2 separate regions of the Homo sapiens genome follow, and region 2 is linked to region 1. Evidence: chromatin contacts called from ENCODE Hi-C or POLR2A ChIA-PET data. All regions are on one chromosome and are shown on one strand. Each heading gives the region's core, a stretch centred on a gene start or an enhancer-like site at or near the end of the contact. The rest is flanking DNA. Distances are from core to core; before and after follow the strand shown. Region 1 overlaps STAG1 (STAG1 cohesin complex component). Region 2 overlaps STAG1 (STAG1 cohesin complex component).

Region 1 (3,326 bases), core at 617-3,116:
CTAATAAACCATTGACAACCTTTCTGTCCCAGCCCATTACTTTTTGCCTTGGACGTTTACAGGATATTCATCCCTTTTTATTGGTGAAATCTGCTTCAGCTCATTTATTGGGACAAGACTTAAAACAAAAAATAAAATCATGATGACATCTCTTTCTCCTTAAAAGGGAGACATAATTTTAGAGTTTGATAAACTGGATAGTTCACTGGACTCTTCCAGTCATGCCCTGCTTTTCTATTACGGTGTCCCACACACCGAAGACATCTCTGCTGGCTCCCAAAATTCCCTATTGAAACATACATCTGTCTCTTTATGGGCCACATCATCATCAGATGCTTGTGTAATACATCCCTAATTGAAATCCAAATTGATCCAGCCAAGCTTTTGCCTAATATCTGTTGAGCCAATCTGCCTTACAAGTTGGAAAACCTATAATTAAGGAATACAAAGCTGAAGGTTTAATAATTCCTTTTACCAGCCCCTATAAGACTTCTATTCTCCCAATTAAAAAAAACTTCATGGTTGAGGGTAGAGATTTGTTTAGAACACCTTACTTTCATATCAACTGATAGTAAATTTTTCACTGTAATTGACTTTTTTTTTTTTGAGACAGAGTCTTGCTTTGTTCCCCAGGCTAGAGTGCAGTGGCACGATCTTGGCTTGCTGCAACCACCATCTCTTGGGTTCAAGTGATTCTTCTGCCTCAGCCTCTTGAGTAGCTGGGATTACAGGCATTTGCTACCACGCCTGGCTAATTTTTGTACTTTTAGTAGAGGTAGGGTTTCACCATGTTAAGCAGGCTGGTCTCGAACTCTTGACCTCAGGTGATCTGCCCACCTTGGCCTCCCAAAGTGCTGGGATTACAGGAATGAGCCACTGTGCCTGGCCCACTGCAATTGACTTTTTTTTTTTTTTTTTTTTTTTTTTGAGATGGAGTCTTGCTTAGTCACCCAGGCTGGAGTGCAATGGTGCGATCTTGGCTCACTGCAGCCTCTTCCTCCTGATTTTAAGCGATTCTCCTGCCTCAGCTTCCTGAGTAGCTGGTATTACAGGCACCTGCCATCATGCCCGGCTAATTTTTCTATTTTTGTAGAGACAGGGTTTCATCATGTTGGCCAGGCTGGTCTCAAACTCCTGACCTCAGGTGATCTGCCTGCCTCAGCCTCCCAAAGTACTGGGATTACAGGCATGAGCCACTGCCCCTGGCTGTAATTGACTTCTGCAGTGCCTTCTTCATTATCCTTGTTGTTCAAACCAGTGAGTAACTATTTGCTTCACTGGGGAAGGACAATAGTTCATTTAGACTTATGCCTCAGGACTGTACTGAAAGTCCTTTCTATTTCTCTCAAGTTCTGAAGCCTGATTTAGGAGATGGAAGTTTTCCCCGGGACTTGTCCTTACTATGATATGTAGATGATCTACTTAGTTCCTCTTCCCTGTAGCTGGCTTGTAAGGAAGATGGTGTTGATTTATTAAAACATCTAGCTGCGAAATGTCATAAGATTTCTAAAGAAAAGTTATAACTAGTAAGACACAAGTTAAATATCTGGGCCATCTAATTTCTTGAAACAAGACTACATTTGGACGCTGAATGGATTCAGGACATCCTGCACTTCCCTAAACCTGAAATGAAATGGCAGCTTTGAGGGTTTCTCAGACACACCAGCTACTACTGGACACCAAACTTTTCTTTGATTGCTTAACTTCTACATGCCCTACTTAAGGCTCAAGTGAGGCTCTTACCTCAGGCTCCCCAGTAGCTGGGACTGTAGGAATGTGCCACTGTGCCCAGCTAATTTTTTTTTTTTTTGAGAGTCTCGCTCTGTCACCCAGGCTGGAGTGCAGTGGTGCAGTCTTGGCTCACCGCAAGCTCCACCTCCCTGGTTCATGCCATTCTTCTGCCGCAGCCTCCCGAGTAGCTGGGACTACAGGCGTCTGTCACCAAGCCCAGCTAATTTTTTGTATTTTTAGTAGAGGTGGGGTTTCACCGTGTCAGCCAGGATGGTCTCGATCTCCTGACCTCATGATCTGCCCGCCTTGGCCTCCCAAAGTGCTGGGATTACAGACGTGAGCCACTGCGCCCAAACAATTTTTTTTGTATTTTTTGTGGAGATGAGGTTTTGCCATGTGTCCCAGGCTGGTCTCGAACTCCTGGGCTCAAGTGTTCCACCCGCCTTGGCTTTCCAGAGTGTTGGGATTGCAGGCTTGAGCCACCATGCCCAGCCAACTGTCTTTCTTTTTGTGAAAAGAAAGAAAATGCATGTCTGACTCAGAAAAATCGAGATAACATTGCCCCGTTGGATATTGCAGTCAGCAACTAGATCCAGTAGCTCAAAGATTATCCCCCATTCGAGAACTATCCCAGCCACTGCCCTACTAGTCAAATCCACCAAAGAAATTATCATGGTATCTCCCTTAACCACCTTTGTTTCCCATAGTATCAAAGCTCTTCTAAATTTACATCATAACAACACATCTTTGCCAGTCATCTTACCTCTTATGAAATTCTTTTGCTGACTCTTCCTCCTCACAGAACTCTTCTTGATGTAACAGTCTTACTCCTGTGACTCTTTTACCCCTTCCTTCTGATGAGACACCCCTCCACCTTAATGATTGTGTGTGTATATGTGATATACACACAGATAGCAGATATGCCTTTGGGGTTGCTCATGATTGTAAAATGTTATAGGAACAAATAGGATTTGGCCGGGTACGGTGGCTCACGCCTGTAATCCCAGCACTTTGAGAGGCCCAGATGGGCAGATCATGTGAGGTCAGGAGTTTGAGACCAGCCTGCCCAACATGGTGAAACCTCATCTCTACTAAAAATACAAAAATTAGTTGGGCATGGTGGCGTGGGCCTGTAGTCCCAGCTACTCGGGAGGCTGAGGCAGGAGAATCACTTGAGCACGGGACGTGGAGGTTGCAAAGTGCTGAGATTGTGCCACTGCACTCCAGCCTGGGCAACAGAGTGAGACTCTCTCTCAAAACAAACAAAAAAAGCCAAAAACAAATTGGTTTCCTTATTTCCACTGGAGGAGTTGACCCTTGTACGAGACTTACTGGATGTCATTCAGCCACCAGCTGTGTTGACTATTAAAAGAATTCCTGGACATTCAGGGTTAGACTAACTCTTAGACTTTTTTCTCTCTTTTCTTTACTTTTTTTTTTTTTTTTTTTTTTTGGTTTGCTTTTTCTTTTGTTACAGAATCTCACCCTGTTGCTCAGGGTAGAGTGCGGTGGTGCTATCTTGGCTCACTGTAGCCTCTGCCTCCCAGGTTCAACTGATTCTCCTGTCTGCCTCCTGAGTAGCTGGGATTATAGGC
Region 2 (3,287 bases), core at 633-3,132, 38 kb before region 1:
TAGGCCTGCCAACTCAGAAATTCTGGGGATGAGCAATCTGTGTTTTTACAGGTCTTCAGGTGATTCTGATGTAGGCTGAAGTTTAAGAATCATTGCTATAGCCCACCTCTTCAGAAAGTGTTACTTGATTGTGTTTGGAGCATGGGGTGACTAGGGAAGAGTGATTAAAATACAGAGCTGTAAGTCATGAGCAGAGTGAAGTGCCAAAGGAAAGTGTTTGAACTTTGTCCTTAGGCCAGTGGCTGCACCTTAGAATTACCTGACAGCTTTAAAACTATAGCAGTGTCTGGGATTTGTCCCAGACCAGCTGAACCCAAATCTGAGTTTCTGATGCACAGTGAGAGTTGTGAACTATATATAGTTCTGATTATAATAGTGTACATATTTATTGAAAATGTATCAAACATGGTGTCAAGTAGCTTACATGCATAATAATTAAACAACACAGCAGTTTTATGTAGGTATTATTCCTATTTCACAGGCAAGGTAGAGAGGTTAAGTACCTTTTCCCAATGTTACATAGCTGGAAAGTGGTTGAGTCCAGGTTTTTGTGACTCTAAAGTCTAATGTCTTAAGCAATTAAAACAAAAAACCTTGGGTTCTTGAATTTGGATGGCAAAATAATGACATCTTTATTTTTACTAACCTATAACTGAAATTTAGCAGTTCCTTCAATTTCAAATGTTGGCAACAAATCACAGTTGTGTTAGCAATACTTATTTTGTCACCAACAGAAATTAGAAATATTTTCATATTAAATTACAGATTGGGTGTGGTGGTGTGGGCCTGTAGTCCCAGCTACTTGAGAGGCTGTGGTGGGAGGATTGCCTGAGCCCAGGAACTTGAGGTTGCAGTGACAGAGGGCCTGGGTGACAGAGGGCGACTCTGTCTCTTAACCACAATTAGCCGGGCGTAGTGGCACGTGTCTGTAGTCCCAGCTACTCAGGAGGCCAAGGCAGGAGAATTGCTTGAACCTGGGAGGCGGAGGTTGCAGTGAGCTGAGATCACGCTACTGCACTCCAGCTCGGGCAACAGAGCGAGACTCTGTCTCAAAAAAAAAAAAAAAAAAAAAAAAAAAAAGCCTGGCGTGGTGGCTCATGCCTGTAATCTCAGCACTTTGAGAGGGCGAGGTGGGTGGATCACTTGAGGCTAGGAGTTCAAGACTAGCCTGGCCAACATAGCAAAATCCTGTCTCTACTAAAAATGTTAATACAAAAATTAGCTGGGCGTGGAGGCACATGCCTGTAATCCCAGCTACTCGAGAGGCTGAGGCAGGAGAATCACTTGAAACTGGGAGGCGGAGGTTTCAGTGAGCCGAGATCATGTCATTGTACTCCAGCCTGGGTGACAGCACAGCTCTGTCTCAAAAAAAAAAAAAAAAAAAAAAGGAAAACTACAGATGTTGTAGATATTTCAAAGTACAATTTCAGTACTTCAAAATTAGGGTAATTGTTAGACTAACCTCTAGATCTTATTTACTGTGTTAAAGAATCATATTACAATATTTTAAGTTGCTTTAATATATTGATAATTGTATTTGAATATAATTAATTCTCTTATAAGCATGGTACCATTCACAAAGAGGGAGAGTTTAGTGGATAGCTTGATGTAGGGTAGACAGGAAATTTTAAATTCATAAATCCCTTTGTCTAGGCTGAGCGTGGTGGCTCACTCTTGTAATCCCAACACTTTGGGAGGCTGAGGCTGGCAGATCACTTGACCTCAGGAGTTTGAGACCAGCCTGGGCAACATGGTGAAACCCTGTCTCAAAAAAACAAAAACAAAAACAAAAAAACCACACACACGCAAATTAGCTAGGCACGATGGCATGCATATGTGGTCCCAGCCACTCTGGAAGCTGAGTCAGGAGAATCCCTTGAGCCAGGGAGGCAGAGGCTGCGGTGAGCCAAGATCGTGCCTTTCACTCTCGCCTGGGCAATAGGAGTGAAATCCTGTCTCAAAAAAAACAAAAGAATCTTTACAGAAGAGACTGTCTCTCTTTCCCATCCCTCCTTTATTTGTTTTGTTAAATAGAAATGAAACCTAAGTTCTTTGTTGTTACATGTCAAAGTATTAGATTAAAAAACACTTAGGGTTTAGGAGTGCTTTTTACTAAGCACTTCCTAATAAATTAGGGAAGAGGATTATATGCATCATCTCACCAGGCATTTTAACTATCCTATAGTTTGATATAGTGCTGTTTAATGTAACTTTCTGCAGTGATGGAAATTTTTTTGTTTGTGCTATCCAGTGTGGTAGTTGTTAACCACAATGATGCAGAAAGAGAAAGTAATATAGTAATAGTTAACAGGAACATAATAACATTATATAATAATAGTTAACAGTATGTGTTAGATGCCAACTACTGTTCTTAGCATATTGTATATATTGACTCATGTAATCCCTACAATAGCCCCATGTGGTGGGTAGGGCTAAGTCTCTTTACAGATGAAAAAACTGAGGCACGGAGAAGTTAGTTGACTTTCCAAAGGTTATATAGGTAGTAATTAGAAGATCTGGGATTCAGACTCTGGCAGTCTGGCTTCCTTTATGCTCCCTTTATACTTCTTTATCATTTTCCCCATACCCACAAATGCATTTACATGCTGCTTTCAGAAACAAGACATTAAAAGGAATTTAAGATAAATAATTTTGTTCTAATTATTAACTAAAAGTATTGTGGTACTTTATAGTTTATTTCCCCTTTGTTACTTGATTCTAATCATGGACTCAATTTACTATTTAGTGTAAGTAAACTTGTATTCAGTGTGGTGTTTTTTTGTTTTTGATTTTTTTTTTGAAATGGGCTTTCGCACTTGTTGCCCAGGCTGGAGTGCATGGCGCAACCTCGGCTTACTGCAACCTCCGCCTCCCAGGTTCAAGCAGCTCCCCTGTCTCAGCCTCCCGAGTAACTGGGATTACAGCTGCCCACCACCACACCTGGCTAATTTTTTGTATTTTTAGTAGAGATGGGGTTTCACCAGGTTGGCCAGGCTGGTCTCAAACTCTTGACCTCAGGTGATCTACCCGTCTCAGCCTCCCAAAGTGCTAGGATTACAGGCATGAGCCACCGCTCCCGGCCATGGTGGGTATTTTTAAATAACCAACACCGATATTGTTAATAATCTAGATGTTTTTCCTCCCAAAGGTTAAAGTTAGGTTCTAAAATTTAATAATAATATGATTATTTTCCTTACTGAAACAAAATGTAATTCTCAGGTCATTTTGTGATGAGTTGGCTTTGGTTAATGGATATTTCGCTTTCCCTAGAGAACATATTTGAATAA

The links. A loop is a pair of places that touch in the nucleus more often than their neighbours do. ChIA-PET counts read pairs that join two places held with the same protein, here RNA polymerase II (POLR2A). Pooled maps may share reads with other maps.
Region 2: a map of natural killer cell shows a loop between it and region 1 (2.2-fold over the local background). The contact joins two enhancer-like sites. A Hi-C loop is called at or near these places in 2 of 168 maps with a recorded cell type or tissue (naive thymus-derived CD4-positive, alpha-beta T cell and natural killer cell) and 3 of 50 pooled maps. POLR2A ChIA-PET finds 5 or more read pairs at or near these places in 11 of 52 experiments (A673, CD4-positive, alpha-beta memory T cell, CD8-positive, alpha-beta memory T cell and 8 more).

Annotation. Positions count from the first base shown.
Region 1 is chr3:136,689,915-136,693,240 of GRCh38, reverse strand. All of the region lies in intron 1 of STAG1 (STAG1 cohesin complex component), which reads left to right. Among named protein-coding and RNA genes, the nearest start is that of STAG1, 61 kb to the left of the region's middle. Within about 2 kb of position 1,866, at least 2 of the 41 ENCODE cell types and tissues checked have a DNase peak (open chromatin) inside an H3K27ac peak, as active enhancers do.
Region 2 is chr3:136,727,671-136,730,957 of GRCh38, reverse strand. The region is part of intron 1 of STAG1 (STAG1 cohesin complex component); the gene reads left to right. Among named protein-coding and RNA genes, the nearest start is that of STAG1, 23 kb to the left of the region's middle. Within about 2 kb of position 1,882, at least 5 of the 41 ENCODE cell types and tissues checked have a DNase peak (open chromatin) inside an H3K27ac peak, as active enhancers do.